2 separate regions of the Mus musculus genome follow, and region 2 is linked to region 1. Evidence: chromatin loops called from intact Hi-C (ENCODE). Cell type or tissue: gastrocnemius. All regions are shown on one strand.

The links. A loop is a pair of places that touch in the nucleus more often than their neighbours do. Peaks named below come from ENCODE experiments on the same cell type or tissue, not always from the same donor. Only the 100,000 strongest peaks of a DNase experiment are listed, where the experiment ranks them.
Region 2: it touches region 1 in a loop (2.1-fold over the local background); 3 of 42 quality-filtered maps call a loop at or near these places.

The regions. Positions count from the first base shown.
Region 1 is chrX:103,910,485-103,918,484 of GRCm38, forward strand. No RefSeq gene overlaps it. Among named protein-coding and RNA genes, the nearest start is that of Rlim, 67 kb to the right of the region's middle. In gastrocnemius, a CTCF peak has its summit at 4,533 (motif pointing left); DNase peaks (open chromatin) are centred at 694 and 4,525.
Region 2 is chrX:103,632,971-103,640,970 of GRCm38, forward strand. No RefSeq gene overlaps it. Among named protein-coding and RNA genes, the nearest start is that of Zcchc13, 6.4 kb to the left of the region's middle. In gastrocnemius, no CTCF peak of the experiment used is centred here; a DNase peak (open chromatin) is centred at 4,713.

The DNA of each region.
Region 1 (8,000 bases):
CTTTTTTGTAATTCAAATTTTCCATGTAAGCTTCAGGGAGTCACAACTTGAAACCACCTTTCACAGGGCAAATGGATTCCAGATAAATGCTCTGGCCATATTGTGGGGTGGTGGACAGTGAGAGGACACCTGTTAATATTGAACTGGGTTGGAAGCCCTGGGTACCCAAAGGGACAGTAGAAGCTTTGCCTGCTCCTGATGCTAGGACCCTGTCACATAGCCATAGCCCCCACAGAGAGAGTTGTGACCATAAGTCACGTAGGGGCAGTGTCCCCAAGCCCTAACACCCTAACACTTGTACATGAGGCATCCCTAGCATCTCAGACCAAGCCAATAGGAAGCACCTGCTCTCAGACCCCAACCCATTCCAAAACTGTATATAAGATCCTATCCAGAAGGAATAAGGGTGTGTGAGATTTCCTCCATCATCTGAGAGCATCTGTTATACGTACAAGACTGTAACACTTCCTGGGAAGAGAACCTTCTCCTGAAGCTTTCACAGCTAGAAGGGCAGCAGCAGCACTAGAACAGCTGCACCAAAGCAGTGGTGGTGGCTGCACTTCCTGCTCACTGTTCAAGCCCTTTCCCCTTTGCTCGAATGCTCCTGCCGGGCTGGGCCAGAGACCTCCACAGACAGCATCTGGTGCACAGACTGGCAACTGGCCACAGACAGCAACAAACATACTACAACAGATACCAAGGGATGGTGCTCTTGCCCCCAACTCTGGAGTTAAACAACTGGTCCTTTCCTGCTGTGCTTTCGCTCAGCACCATCACATGGATTTGGACAAGCTGGAGGGACAACTGAAGCCTTCTGGCCAGAGCTAGTCTCTGGTGGTGGCTGAAGGTCCCTCTAGCCCCTGTGTAAGTCCTAACAGCTCAAAACAAGGGTTGGCTAAGACTTCTAACTTCTCCCTAAAACAAAAACAAAAACCCTGGTAACACAGCAGCAACTAAAAAGCCACAGGGCAGCTTCCAGTTCTTAAATATGTAGGAAGGCTTAGAGTTTTGGACCTCCCTGGAATCCCCCGAACCCAATAGGCCAAGGGAACGTTCCCATTGGACAAGAAACTTTCTCCTCCTTTCTGTCATGGGCAACTCATCATTGCATAAAAAAATCCTCCCAGTTTAGGGAGATATGTGTCCTACTAAAATCCCACGGAATAAAAATAGCCAAAAACCAAGCCTCCTTGTTTTGGGAGGAAGTCCTTCAGATAGTGCCATGCACGGCCAATGATAATATTTACAGCCCTGACTCATGAACCCAAGTAGCTTCTCTCATCTGAAACAGAGATACTCAAGAAGGAAAAAAACCCTCCTGTTTTTTGTTTTGTTTTGTTTTTGTTTTTGTTTTTTGCCTATCTTAGCTGCAATTCTGCAATGCATAGGACCATCTAAAATAGGGCAGGCTGTGCCCCCTCAGTCAAATGAACCCAAAGCTCAAGGTTCTAAAGACCACTCTATTTCAGGTCTCACAGCCCTTACCTAACTAATAAGAGAAATAAAATCCATCTACCCTCCCCTGCCTCCTTATCCCTCAGAGGAAACACTAAATAAACTGTCTGCTCCTCCTGCTCCTCCTGCGCCTCCTGCTCCTCCTGCTCCTCCTGCTCCTCCTGCTCCTCCTGCTCCTGCTCCTCCTGCTCATCCTGCTCCTCCTGCTCCTCCTGCTCCTCCTGCTCCTCCTCCTGCTCCTCCTGCTCCTCCTGCTCCTCCTGCTCCTGCTCCTCCTCCTCCTGCTCCTCCTGCTCCTCCTGCTCCTCCTGCTCCTCCTCCTCCTGCTCCTCCTGCTCCTCCTGCTCCTCCTGCTCCTCCTGCTCCTCCTGCTACTCCTTCTGCTCCTCCTGCTCCTCCTGCTCCTCCTCCTTCTGCTCCTCCTGCTCCTCCTGTTCCTCCTGCTCCTCCTGCTCCTCCTGCTCCTCCTGCTCCTGCTCCTCCTGCTCCTCCTGCTCCTGCTCCTCCTGCTCCTCCTGCTCCTCCTGTTCCTCCTGCTCCTCCTCCTCCTCCTGCTCCTCCTGCTCCTCCTGCTCCTCCTGCTCCTGCTCCTCCTGCTCCTCCTGTTCCTCCTGTTCCTCCTGCTCCTCCTTTTGGCGCCCAATGACAGGATTCCATTAGAAAAGCAAAAAAGCCATGCTCCACTATGTTCATAGCAGCCTTATTTATAATAGCCAGAAGCTGGAAAGAACCCAGATGCCCCTCAACAGAGGAATGGATACAGAAAATGTGGTACATTTACACAATGGAATACTACTCAGCTCTTAAAAAGAATGAATTTATGAAATTCCTAGCCAAATGGTTGGACCTGGAGGGCATCATCCTGAGTGAGGTAACCCAATCACAAAAGAACTCACATGATATGTACTCACTGATAAGTGGATATTAGCCCAGAAACTTAGGATACCCAAGATACAAGATACAATTTGCTAAACGCATGAAACTCAAGAAGAATAAAGACCAAAGTGTGGACACTTTGCCCTTTCTTAGAATTGGGAACAAAACACCCATGGAAGGAGTTACAGAGACAAAGTTTGGAGCTGTGACGAAAGGATGGACCATCTAGAGACTGCCATATCCGGGGACCCATCCCATAATCAGCTTCCAAATGCTGACACCATTACATACACTAGCAAGATTTTGCTGAAAGGACCTAGATATGGCTGTCTCTTTTGAGACTACGCTGGGGCCTAGCAAACACAGAAGTGGATGCTCACAGTCAGCTAATGGATGGGTCACACGGCCCCCAATGGAGGAGCTAGAGAAAATACCCAAGGAGCTAAAGGGATCTGCAACCCTATAGGTGGAATAACATTATGAACTAACCAGTACCCGGGAGCTCTTGTCTTTAGCTGCATATGTATCAAAAGATGACCTAGTCGGCCATCACTGGAAAGAGAGGCCCATTGGACACACAAACTTTATATACCCCAGTACAGGGGAACGCCAGGGTCAAAAAGTGGGAATGGGTGGGTAGGGGAGTTGGGGGGAGGGTATGGGGGACTTTTGGGATAGCATTGGAAATGTAATTGAGGAAAATATGTAGTAAAAAAAAAAGAAAAGAAAAGAAAAAAAGCTTCCACTGGCCGTTCCCCCTACTCCACCTTCCCCCACCCAACCAGAGAGAGGTCTCTCCTATCCTCTCCCTAGCCACAAAAGCCAAAGACCTACAAAACACTTAGACAAAACCCCGCCAAACTCCATAGTCCCTTATCCCAAACAACAACTCTGTAATTTTCGTAACTCCCTTGCAAAAACAAACCCCACCTCCCATGCTACCCAGAACTACAATACAGAACTAGAATCCCAAAATACTCTAGCATTTCCACTAATATTAACCCTAATCTAACTAAACCGCTCAACTGCTATCCATTCCAGCCTCAGACTTAATAGAACTCAGGCAGGCAGTGAAGGAGGATGTTATCCAAGCACCCTGGACAAAATCTCTCCTACAGAGCCATATTGCCAAACTAAACATGCCCCAAGATTGGAGAGATATTTGCTGCTCCTCCCTGCCCGGCCCAAAGTGGGAGGCCCTATTTCAAGATGGATGTCGCCAACAGGTCAGATAAAATCGGGACTGAGGCGACACCCCATGGGGTTTGGATGAGCTCTGGCCAGGAAGACTTTTCCACTGGAGCACAGCAGGCAACACAGCCAGCATGGTATTATGAACAGGTCACCTCTGCAACCCAAACTTGGGACAGGCTCACCCCACTCTCAGATACAGAAGACCCAGCATCCTCCCTGCTTTCTCAGTCTCCCTGGGTTCTCAGCCTGGAGAACCCCCTATCAGATTTTATTCTCAGAACTAGAATGGGCCTAGAAAGAAAAATCCCCAGCCCCACAGCCAGAGATCTCCTTCTTAAAACCATTGTATGGGAAGGCATGACTCCTGAATCCAGATTAGCTTGCCAGGGTCTCTGGGAGGAGCATCACAATAGGAGGATTGTGACAACTCAAGATATAGGAACCACATCACACCACATCACATCCGTGGCTCAGGCATTTGTGGCAGCAGTAAAAATGGAAGGAATCTGCTTCAAATGTGGAGAGACGGAACACTGAAGAAATGAATGCCCACAAAACTCCCTTCCCATAATAGATCCTAATCCCCCTAAGAAAATTTGCCCCCCCCCCCCCCGTCCACCTCTGTTTCAGGAAAGGTCTCCACTGGAAAAGATATTGTACCTCCATATATGATAAGGATGTAAGCCATTGGAGCCTTTAAACTTCAAAGGATGCAGCCCTCAGCCCGAGTCCATAGAAGCCTTATGGGTGTCCAGCATCTCAGAAGGCCCCCACCCAAAATTAACCATTAAAATAGATATAAGCCATTCATGTTCCTTATTGATACTGGAGCAGACAAGACAATTTGAAGACATGAGATCTCATGAGACTGGCAACTGATCCCTGGGTCCCAGCTCCTAGGCATAGGGGGAACCGCTGATGCATTTGGAACTTCTCATGCATTTATCACTAAACAGGCTTGTAATGTGGGAGGACCCTGATGGAGCTACCGGCCTCATACGCCCCCTAGTGGCTCAAGCAGCCACCAGTCTTCTAGAAAGATAATGTCTTTCAAGCCCTAGAGGTAGTGCTTATCATCCAATCAGAAAGAGACCACATCAAGATAGAGGACATTACCTATAAAGTTGTACCCAAATCACCCCCAATTCTAGGGGGCCACTGTTAGATTTGATACCCCTACCTTGATTGGTTCTCTAGTGAAGCCATCTGGGTCCCACGGTTGCTTCTATCAAGGGAGAAGTTTAAAGTCCTCACACAGCTGATAGAAAAACCGCTTCCACCACAACACATCCACCCCTCCCACAGTCCATGGAACACCCTGTGTTTGCTATAAAAGAAAAGAGCTCAGGGGTATAGAGACTATTACAGGGGCAATTAACAAAACCAAGCGAGTCTGGGACTCTCCTCAAGGAGGGCTGCCCTGTGTCTCAGCCATCTCTGCCAATGTCCCCCTGTTAGCAATAGACATAAAAGACTGCTTTTTTCCATCCCTCTCCACCCCTGAGACTGCAAACACTTTGCATTCTCCGTTACCCCCCCCCCCCCCACATTAACATCTCTGGCCCAGCCTCACAATATGAATGGACTGTTCTCCCACAGGGAATGGCTAACAGTCCAACCACTTGTCAGGAGGCTGCAGCTACTGCATTAAAACCCTATTTAGACAAAGGACTCAATATCTATCATTACATGGACAATAGTTTAGTTTGGGGGGACTCTTCCACCTCTGCCTCCCAACTTAAGGAACAGCTAATACTTTCTATATCTGCCCTAGGACTCAAAATAGCCCTTCATAAAATTCAACTTATTCTGCCCATTGCATTTCAGATACAAAGATCTCCTTTACTTCAATAAGCCCCCTCATATCCACTCTTTTCTTACCTCAAAAATTAACTCTCGCCTCCGTCCAGAGCTTTTTGGGTAACCTTAACTGGCTTCAACCCTGGCTCCCCCTTTCCACAAGCTCCACTCAACCTTTCTTTAACCTTATAAAAGGAGATAAAAGGCCCTCCTCACCAAGAACACTGTCCCCCTGAAGCAATCCAAGGCTGTCAATGCAGCCTTAAAAGATGACTCTTGCTTGGTATGACCCAACAATACCCATACAGCTCTTTATCTTTAATTCCTCCTGTACTCCTGTGGGAGCCCTTTACCAACCCCAGGATGTGTTGGAATGGCTCCACACCCCAATGGGTGGTGCACCTTGAATTTTAAATGAGGTGGATGCACTCATTAGTATAATTAAAAGTGTCAGGGACAGAACCCTACAAACACTAGAAAAAGAACCTGACATTCTTGTCAACCCCTTTTCTACTCTCCAATATTCAATTTTTTAAAATGAGTTTTGGCACAATCTTGCTGATCTTTTTTTTTTTAAAGATTTATTTATTTTTTTATTTATATGAGTGCACTGTAGCTGTCTTCAGACACACCAGAAGAGGGCATCTGATCTCATTACAGATGGTTGTGAGCCTTCATATGATTACTGGGATTTGAACTCAGGATCTCTGGAAGAGCAAACAGTGCTCTTAAATGCTGAGCTATCTCTCCAGCCCCCCAATATTTAATGTTAATCAAAAATCACTCCCACTTTGCTGTCAGTTTAATAAGATTCCCAGGACGAATTGACACCCATTATTCTGCTGAAACCTGGGCCTTTGCTCTGTTGTGATGGCTGCCCCTCAAGTACTATTTTCAAAAAAGCCCATAGTTGGAGTCCCTCATTATCTACTAATGGGGGAAAGAGGGGAGCTTCAGCTTAACATACTACTCCCCTGGGATGAACCCCTATCCTAAAATTCAGAGAACTGCCCCACCACTCCCCCCAATACAAAGAATTATATGCTATCTATTTAGCTCTATGAGAAGTCAAGAGCCCTCATAACCTCTTTTCAGACAGTGTATATGCTGTCAATTTGCTCCCCTGGCTGTCAAGATCCTTTGTCAAACTAGATGCCAACCCACTTTCCACTCTACTCATCCAGGTCTCCACACTCCTACAGGAAAGAGACTCCCTCATCTACATCCAGCATGTCAGATCTCACAGTCCACTGCTAAGTCCAATATCTGAGAGAAATGCTCTTGCTGACCAAACAGCCTCAACAGTAACATTCACAGCTTCCATTGAGCAAGCAGACCAATTCCATCGCAGACACACACAAATATAAAGGAACTTCATGCCCACTTCCCTGACATCTCCCTTGCTCAACTCCAAAGGATAATCCCTCATTATCCTTGTGCATCCCTCATTACCACCCCAGCCTTACAAACGATGGGCGCCAATCCCCGAGGCCTCAAATCCAATGCCTTATGGCATATTAATGTCACCCATATTCCCCAATTCGGTAGACAGAAATATGTTTTTGCTACCATAGATGAATATTCGCATTTTATATGGACTACAGTCCAAACAGGTGAAAACTCAAGAAGGTTAACTCACCAAATGTTCTCCACTTTTGCCACATGGGCATTCCTCAACAGATAAGAACTGATAAAGGCCCTGCCTTCACTAGCTCTCAATTCAAAACCTTCTGCACACATTGGGAAATTGCCTATCATACTGGGATTCCCCACAACCCTCAGGGTGATGGAATAATAGAAAGAACACATCAAATCCTAAAAGCCCAACTTCTAAAACAAAAGGTAACCACCTACCCCTCCCCAATGTACAATTAATGATGACTCTGACAACACTAAATATATTTAACATCTACAAAAACTCCAAACACCCTCTTATCTCCCTTTACCAGCACACACCAAAATTAATCTCCAATCCTAGTATGATGGTGTGATCCTTTGTGTGGAATTTGGAAGGAACCAGACCCTCTCCTTATAACTGAGAGAGATTTTGCTTGTGTTTTTCCACAGGACAAGCCTAAGCCAGAAATGTCTAACACCACCCCACCAACCAAGAAGATGGCCTGCCTCTCACTGGCAGATCAAGGACAGAGGAGGAGGAAGAGGAGGAGGAGGAGGAGGAGGAGGAGGAGGAGGAGGAGGTGGCAGAGGAAGTACCACATCCAGAGCATCTCATGACTGCTGGCCAGGCCATGTGCCATCCACAAGCTCCCCTCTCCTCTGTTCTCTTGGCTGTTTTTGTCATTCTTCAGACTAACTCTGCTACTGCCCAGCATTTCCCTAGCCTTCCCAACACTCACCACTGGAGATTCTTCACTAGGAAGACCTACAAAGGATACAATAAAATCATAGGGACCCAGGATTGCCCACTTGAAGGATGTTGGACCAAGACTGAGATCCCCCTACACCTGCATTCTATCTCCACTACCCCTAGCTCTTTCTTCTGCTTTCCTTACTGAAACACAGGTGAATGTCTCCAGCAGGTCTCCACATATGGAGGTTGCAGATACTGGAGCTGCAGAATGGAATCCACCAGCCACAGTGGCACCATGCTGCTAACCTTAAAACTCATTTTCAGCTTTCCATAAACGATTCATGGGATGAACATTGTCAAACCA
Region 2 (8,000 bases), 280 kb before region 1:
GAGGAGCAAGTGGGCTTTATTATTGAGATCTTTAGCCCCTAAACAAAAACCTGTAACAGCATATAATGGACTTACAGATATCGATGATACAGTTTGGATTTATATAGTTTTACATACAAAACAAAATATAATCATTAAGTATAGTTTGAAGCTTTTAAAATGTTGAAAAATTCTTCAGAAGGCAGGATCTTACAGACTGCAGCCATGTAGAGACATGTTTACTCGCTTTTTTTTGGGGGGGGGGGTTGAGACAGGGTTTCTCTATAGCCCTGGCTGTCCTGGAACTCACTTTGTAGACCAGGCTGGCCTTGAACTCAGAAATCTGCCTGCCTCTGCCTCCCAAGTGCTGGGATCAAATGCGTGTGCGTTTACTCGCTTTTTAAAAGATTTATTTACTTATTTTATGTATATTAGTACACTGTAGATCATCTTCATACTGTAGCTGTCAGACACACCAGAAGAGGGCATTGTATCCCACTGCAGATGATTCAGATGGTTGTGAGCAACCTTGTGGTTGCTGGGAATTGAACTCAGGACCTCTGGAAGAGCAGTTAGTGCTTTTTGTTTGTTTGTTTTGTTTTTTTCTCTTCTTCTTCTTCTTCTTCTTCTTCTTCTTCTTCTTCTTCTTCTTCTTCTTCTTCTTCTTCTTCTTCTTCTTCTTCTTCTTCTCCTTCTCCTTCTCCCTTTTCTTTTCTTTTCTTTTCTTTTCTTTTTTTTTTTTCTTTTTTGAGACAGGGTTTCTCTGTGTAGCCCTGGCTGTTCCTAGCCCTGGCTATCCTGGAACTGGCTCTGTAAAGCAGGCTGGCCTTGAACTCAGAAATCCACCTGCCTCTATCTCCCGAGTGCTGGGATTAAAGGCTTAAAGGAATGCACCACCAAGCCCGGTGTAGTCAGTGCTCTTAACTCCTGAGACATCTCACCAGCTGCCTTCTTCTTCTCCTCTTGTTCCTCTTCCTCCTGCTCCTCCTCTTCCTCCTCTTGCCCTTCCTCTTCCTCCTTTCTCTACTTCTTCCTCTTCCTCTACTACCTCTTGCTCTACCTCTTCCTCCTATTCCCCTTCCTCTTCCCCTTCCTTTTCTTCCCCTTCCTCTTCCCCTTCTTCTCCTCCTCTTCCTGTACTTCCTCTTCCCCATTCTCTACCTCTTCCTCTACTTCTATTTCTTCATCTACTCACTTGTAAGTGTAACTTTTCCTTCACTTCCCTTTTTAAAGCATGCTTTTCTTCACAGTGTCCTGTCATGTTTAGTGTCTTCACCTCCTGCCTTCAGTTGACTCTCCCCACTCCACCCTCCTTCTCTCCATTCTCCAGGTACCTGCTGAACTTTCACAGTTTGCCTGCCCTGAGGTGTTTTGCTGTTGTTGCTCTTTCCCTCCCTCTAATAAAATTAACCCCGTGATTCCAAATAAATATACTTCAGAGATCAAAATAATATTTACAATCAGGAGTTTTCTGAAAAGCACACTTTCATAGACATAAAAACATGTAATTTGGGGCTGGGGAGTGCAGCTTCATGGTAGAGTTCTTGCTTAGCATGTGCAAGGTATTGTATTCCATCCTCAGCACTAGAAAACAAACAACAGCAATAGTAACAACCCTCCCCAATGGACAGTTAACAATGAATACCTTATGACAAACCTTGACTATGACTGAGTTTATAACAAAAGGATTAGTGAGCTTTTATAATTCTTTTTTTGTCCTGTAAACCCAAGTCCTCAAGAAATGCAACTCATTTTTACACTGGAAACCACATTCTTTTCAACCCTAGGGTCTATACATCATTCTAGGCATTATCACTGAGCTATGTACCCAGCCCTGGATTCTGCATTTGCATCCCTTCAAATCATCTGGAATTTTATTTCTCCTGTGCTCAAGAGAGTCAGAGTTGAACAGGAAAAAAAGATCTTACACTTTATCAAGGCTCATTCAAGGTTAGACTTCTTTATTTCTTCTCCTAGGTAATTCTTTCTACTTAGAAGAAGATCATCCTTATTTTGTCTCATCAGTATTCCTATGCCAGAAGACAGAAACACAGGTTCACAAGCATGTTATTTAACCTGCACATTGCTTTACAGAGTTTCTGAATTAGATGCCCACATTGACAAAGGGGACAGCTGAGGAGGCAGAGTGGTGGGGAGTGCTGCCTTAGCACTCCTGGGGCCCTAGGTTTAGACCCTAGGTTTTAACATTCCTGAGGCCCTGGGGGGGGAAGGGAGACATGCTGCAAGACCTTAATCTCAATTCTCTGAATGGAAAATCAGTAAAAGAAGTAGGATTAGGAATTTAAGGCCAACCTGGGCTACACAGTGAGCTGTAGTCAGTCAGGGCTACATGAGGCCCTGTCATAAATAAACAAATCAAAAAGGAGAACATGTCTCATAAAATACTTATTTTCACTCTCTCTGGAAAGAAGATTAGGAGGCTACAAGCACATGCTCCTCTGGAGAAGCCTGAAGCTGCAGGAGTGAACCACAGTACTCTTATAGACAAATTCATAGGGCATGTTAGTAATCCCTGCCCCTACGACTCAACTGCGATATTCCAAGAGTCCCAGGCAACATTTAAAACATTATTACAACTGTGTAGTACTATTTCATTATTTTAAATCACATGTATTTTGATCATGTCTAACCCTCAGGACCCTCCAACCAGTCTCCCAAATTTATGTTTTCTTTTTCTTATTAATAATCCCTTGTGTTCAGTAAATGCTTTGCGTAGGATGCATGGGTGTGGTAGCATTCACTAGGGCATGGGTAACCTACCAGCAGCCATAACTCCAAAGAAAAACGACTCTCCCTCTCTCCACAATTAATCAACTAATTAACTTCCAACAGCTACTCCTCTACAGACAAGCTTGAAGCAGCCTCTCCTTTCCTGATGGAATTTAGGTTGGTTTGATCTCATACAGGCAACCACAGCTGCCTTGGGTTTATGTATGCAATAGCCATTGATGAATATTAATTCGTTTATTTTGAGAAACACAGAAAGGGGGGAGGAAGAGGGATAGGGAGGAAAGGGTGGGAGGGGGAGGGATGAGGAAGAGAGGGGAGAGAGAGAGAGAGAGAGAGAGAGAGAGAGAGAGAGAGAGAGAGAGAGAGAGAGAACCCCATAACACTCCTGTGGAGACTAGATGAATCTAGTGTGAGTTGGTCCTCCTACCATATGGGTCCTGGGGTTCAAACTCAGATCATAATCTTGGTGGCAAGCACCTTTCCCTACTAAACCATCTGGTCATATGCTCTCAGTATTCTTTTAAACATTAACTTTGTCTGTCTAGCTCCTGCCTAGCCTGGAGATTGTTATGTATTACCATCATTGTAATAGATGAAAACACAGGCCCTGGATGTATCTTCATTGACATGACATGCTATTGAAACACACACACACCCCATTTTGGTGGTATTGAGTATGAACCCAGGGGTCTCATACAAGCTAGGAAGCACCCTATCATCCATCCTTTCATGCAGGGTTTTAAAGACCCTCTATTTTCACATTTTAAATCATCATGCTACACAACTTTAGATGGAAAAGGTTAAATACAATTAAAACAACTAAGAAAAATAATAATTTTTCCCACCAGCACTTCTAGAATCCATCCAAAACTGAGGGTGGCATGGGGGGGGGGAGGTGAAGGTTATAGAAAGAAGAATGAAAAAGAGCAAAAGCTGCCAGGATGACAATGACACATCACTTCAGGATCACTAGTACTTGAGAAGTGGAGGCAAGACAGTTTGTCATCCTATTCTGGGCTAAGTAAGACTACCCCCCACCCCCACCCCCCACTCCCCCACTCCCCAACTTAAACTCAAACAAAAAGGTAACAACAAAACAAAGCAGTGAATTAGTTTGAGCCTAAATTCAGGGAAGAAACAGGATATGCAGCTGCTGATCTGAGCTTAGGCAGTTAACAAGTGTGGACCCCAGTAGGGAAACAGAGCCTCAGGACTTCAGGTGAGGGATACTAAGGACTGGGGAGCTCACTTTGAAGTCAGGACTTGTTTCTTAAGTAATGAGGGCCTTTGCCCAGGCATTCCTCCCTAAGCTTTTCCCCTTAGACTTCTGCTGTAGAGCCCAGGCAATGCTCTGTGGACAAGGTCCCATCTCTAGTTCATTGTTGATTAGTTGCTTCCTCTTTCCAAATTTCTGTGTCCATCCTAAACTCAATTTATGCTGCTTTGGGGGTTCCGGAAAGCAGCCATTGGAGACACAACACACACACACACACACACACACACACACACACACACACACACACACACACACACAACCCTCTATGTACACTGGCCAAGCATAGGGCTAGGTGTTGGGTCTGACATGAATTCTGTAAGTATAGATGAGGCACTCTTATAAGGAACCCTTTGTTTTGACTACTGCTACTGTGTGTGTGTGTGTGTGTGTGTGTGTATGTCTTTGTGGGGAGGTGGCAGGGGGAGGCAAGGGTCTCCTGTCCCACTCTAGACTTCATTCTTCGGGAAATATGTGCCTGGCTACCAGAAAGATCTGGTGGTTTGGGGAAGAAAGCGGTGGTGTGGGGGCAAGCAGGCCCTACTTCCGGTTCCTGAGGACCCAAATCCAGGGAAATGCAAGGACTGTGGGCTACAGGCAGCATTGGGCATTTCCACCTCCTACTCTAGTCTGTAAACACCTAGAAGTGGGCTTTAGTGACTCCCGCTTGCTTGTCTTGGGCCCAGGTGTTGCTGGATCCCCATTGGACTCCCCATGGACCCGGGCCAAGTCTTCCTGAAGCTGAGAGGAAGCCACAGAATCGGAGGTGAGCTGGAACTATACTCATGGCTCCTTTTGGGGGGGGGGTCCTTATCTCTTTTCCCCACCCAAACCTGCATTTTAATTTGACCATTTCTGAGAACTTTTGGGAGAAAACCTGCCTGTCATAGTTGTTCACAGAAGGGCTCTCCCTACCCCTATACTCACATGGGCAGAGCCCCCTGACCCAAACCAGGAACAGGGAAGGGTAGCAACTGATCAACAAGTCTTGGAGTAGAGATGGGTTCTGGTCCACAGAGGAAGCCTGGCCTCCAAAGGCTGCTGGAATAAGAGACAACTGTACAGAGAGATCCTAAGACCGCTACTTAGCCTATCACAAGGTCCAAAGCTCTCTGTTCCTTAGGTTGTTTATAATTGCTGTCTGCTTCACTATACTTGGTAAGACAGGCAATAGTTATAGCTAAAGTGGAAATAGTAGTAATTACATGTGAGTGAAAGTCTCCCTGTGCCTCTGCAGGGCCTGGCCTAGCATTTTGAGTGAGCATGACAGCTTTTATATATAAGTGACTAAAGACTATACCTAGAGTGTGAAATGGAAACCGTTCCTTTTTGCCTCCTAAATGTGCTACTTTACTTGCAGAGGCCAGGCCTGGGTTTTGGAAAGCCTTGTAAAGGGCCATATTTTCATCATTATGACAAGAAATGCCAGTTAAGAAAACCAAACCCTTCCCCTCGTTTGTTTTCTGGTCATTAATTCTAAAATCCAGGGCTGTTTTTGGACTGTCAGCTCATTCAGACTCTGTAGAGGAGAGAGAGGGAGGGAAGAGAGAGAGGGAGAGAGAGAGAGAGAGAGAGAGAGAGAGAGAGAGAACTCACCATGTACGAGTTTTCTAAACATTTATTCATACTAGTAGAACAAATAAATAAAGACACTTTTAACAACACTACATTCCTCATGTGGACTTCTCTGCTTTATCATTTTAAAAATCTACCTGTTTTCTTTCAGACACCCATTAGGAAGCACATGGACATGTTAATCATTCAAAGCCTGTTTCAAAACTGGTAAATCCCTAACCTAACCTACTCATTCCACTTCAAGGCTGAAGGCACAAAGGTGAGGGCGATATACTATCAGCTTTTACCATGCTCTCTTCGAAGTTCTCTAAAAGGCAAGCCCTGAAAATCTCCACTCGTTGTCCTAAACCTGCAACTGCCTTGGATTCCAGGAAGATCATAGATCGCTCCATAATTAAATCACCCCTAAGCAGAAGCAATCATTTCAAGGAAATTACATTGTTCCTAAAATAATAATAGGGTGATGGAGACTTCTCCGTGGCCACCTGGCAGAATCCAAACTAATATAATGATCAACCAGACCACAATGTAATCAAATCACAAATGGCCCAATGCTTAATTTCTGTCTTGCCAAAATGGCTATTTTAATTAAAATCCTTCCCTCACTTTTTCACCGTTATTTTTGTTTGTTTTCTCTGGAGCAGGTGTTTAGACCTGACCTGTTAGAAACCCCAAAAGCGGCCTCTGTCCTAAGACTCCGCTGTTACTGCATCCAGGAAAGGCTATTTCAAATTCTGTTCCTCTCATATTGTTTTGTCAATTTCTTCTCATGATTGCCTGAAAAATCTAGGTGGCAGAGGTAGACTCTTTTTGGCTCATATCCATGGCATGTTAAGACCTATGTTGAGTGGAATGTAACTTCGTAGCTCATAATCACAAATTGGTTTCCAATAGCTACCCATTAGGAATAGGTGGATCCATTGGACTCAACTTATTATAAGGAGTTACAATCAAAGAAATGTAGTCGAAAGGGATTAGATAATTAAAAATACTTGTCCAACTTATCTTGCACCCCTTTAAAATGGAATCAATGTTGTGGTTTTGTCTTACTGTTTGTTTGTTTATTTTATTTTGCTTTTGCCACAGGGTCTTGCTGGATATCTCTCACTGGCCTGGAGCTCCTATAGAGTCCAGGTTGGTCTCCAATTCAAAAGCAATCCTCCTGTCTCAACCTCACTTTTATGTTTGGTACTGTAGATAATTAAAGCAGGGCCTTACACAGGCTAGTCCACTTCTCTAACACTTCATTCCTTCATCTATTTCCTCACCTAAGTTTGTAGTTTAATCTATTTCCCAGGGTGTTGAGGAAGAAGGCCTACCTGCTTCTGTATTTATTTGTTTTTGGTTTTGGTTTGTTCGTTTACTTTGTTTTGTTTTTCTGTTTTTGTTTGTTTGTTTGTGTGTGTGTGTTTGTTTTATTTTTACTTTTTTATTTTGGTTTTTGGAGACACGGTCTCTTTGTGTAGCTTTGGCTGCCCTGAAACTCATTCTATAGACCAGGCTGACCTCGAACTCACAGAGCACCTCCTGCTTCTGCCTCCCAAGTTTCTCTCTCTCTCTCTCTCTCTCTCTCTCTCTCTCTCTCTCTCTCTCTGTGTGTGTGTGTTTAGTTTTGTTTTTTTGTTTTCTTTTTATTGAGGGTCTCATGTAGCCCAAGATTGCCTGGAGCTGAAAACAGAGCTGAGCCTGGACTTAAACTCCTGGCTTAGATAACAGGCATATGTTACCTACCATTACCAGCTTCCCTCTATCTTTACATCATTTATACGTTACTTATAATAACTAGTACATTGAAAATTCTAGGTAAATGATTGTTTTACTATATTATTTAGGAACAGTTACAAAATTTTAAACTATCTATGATCAATCCAAATGCAAGTTTTTTTTTAAAGATTTATTTATTTATTTATTTATTTATTTATTTATTTATTTATTTATTATATGTAAGTACTCTGTAGCTGTCTTCAGACACACCAGAAGAGGCCGTCAGATCTCGTTACGGATGGTTGTGAGCCACCATGTGGTTGCTGGGATTTGAACTCCGGACCTTTGGAAGAGCAGTCGGGTGCTCTTACCCACTGAGCCATCTCACCAGCCCCCAAATGCAAGTTTTAGTAAAGTATTTTTAACTTGTTTGAGTCTCTGGATGCAGAAACTAGGAATACTGAAGGCCAATTGCATGTGTTCATGAGATGTGATGAATCTAAAATCCTAGTCCAATCGTGGGAAAAGCACCAGATCTTTTTTTTTGTTGTTGTTGTTTTTTGTTTGGTTTTGTTTTGTTTTTTCGAGACAGGGTTTCTCTGTGTAGCCCTGGCTGTCCTGGAACTCACTTTGTAGACCAGGCTGGCCTCGAACTCAGAAATCCACCTGCCTCTGCCTCCCAAGTGCTGGGATTAAAGGCGTGCACCACCACCGCCCG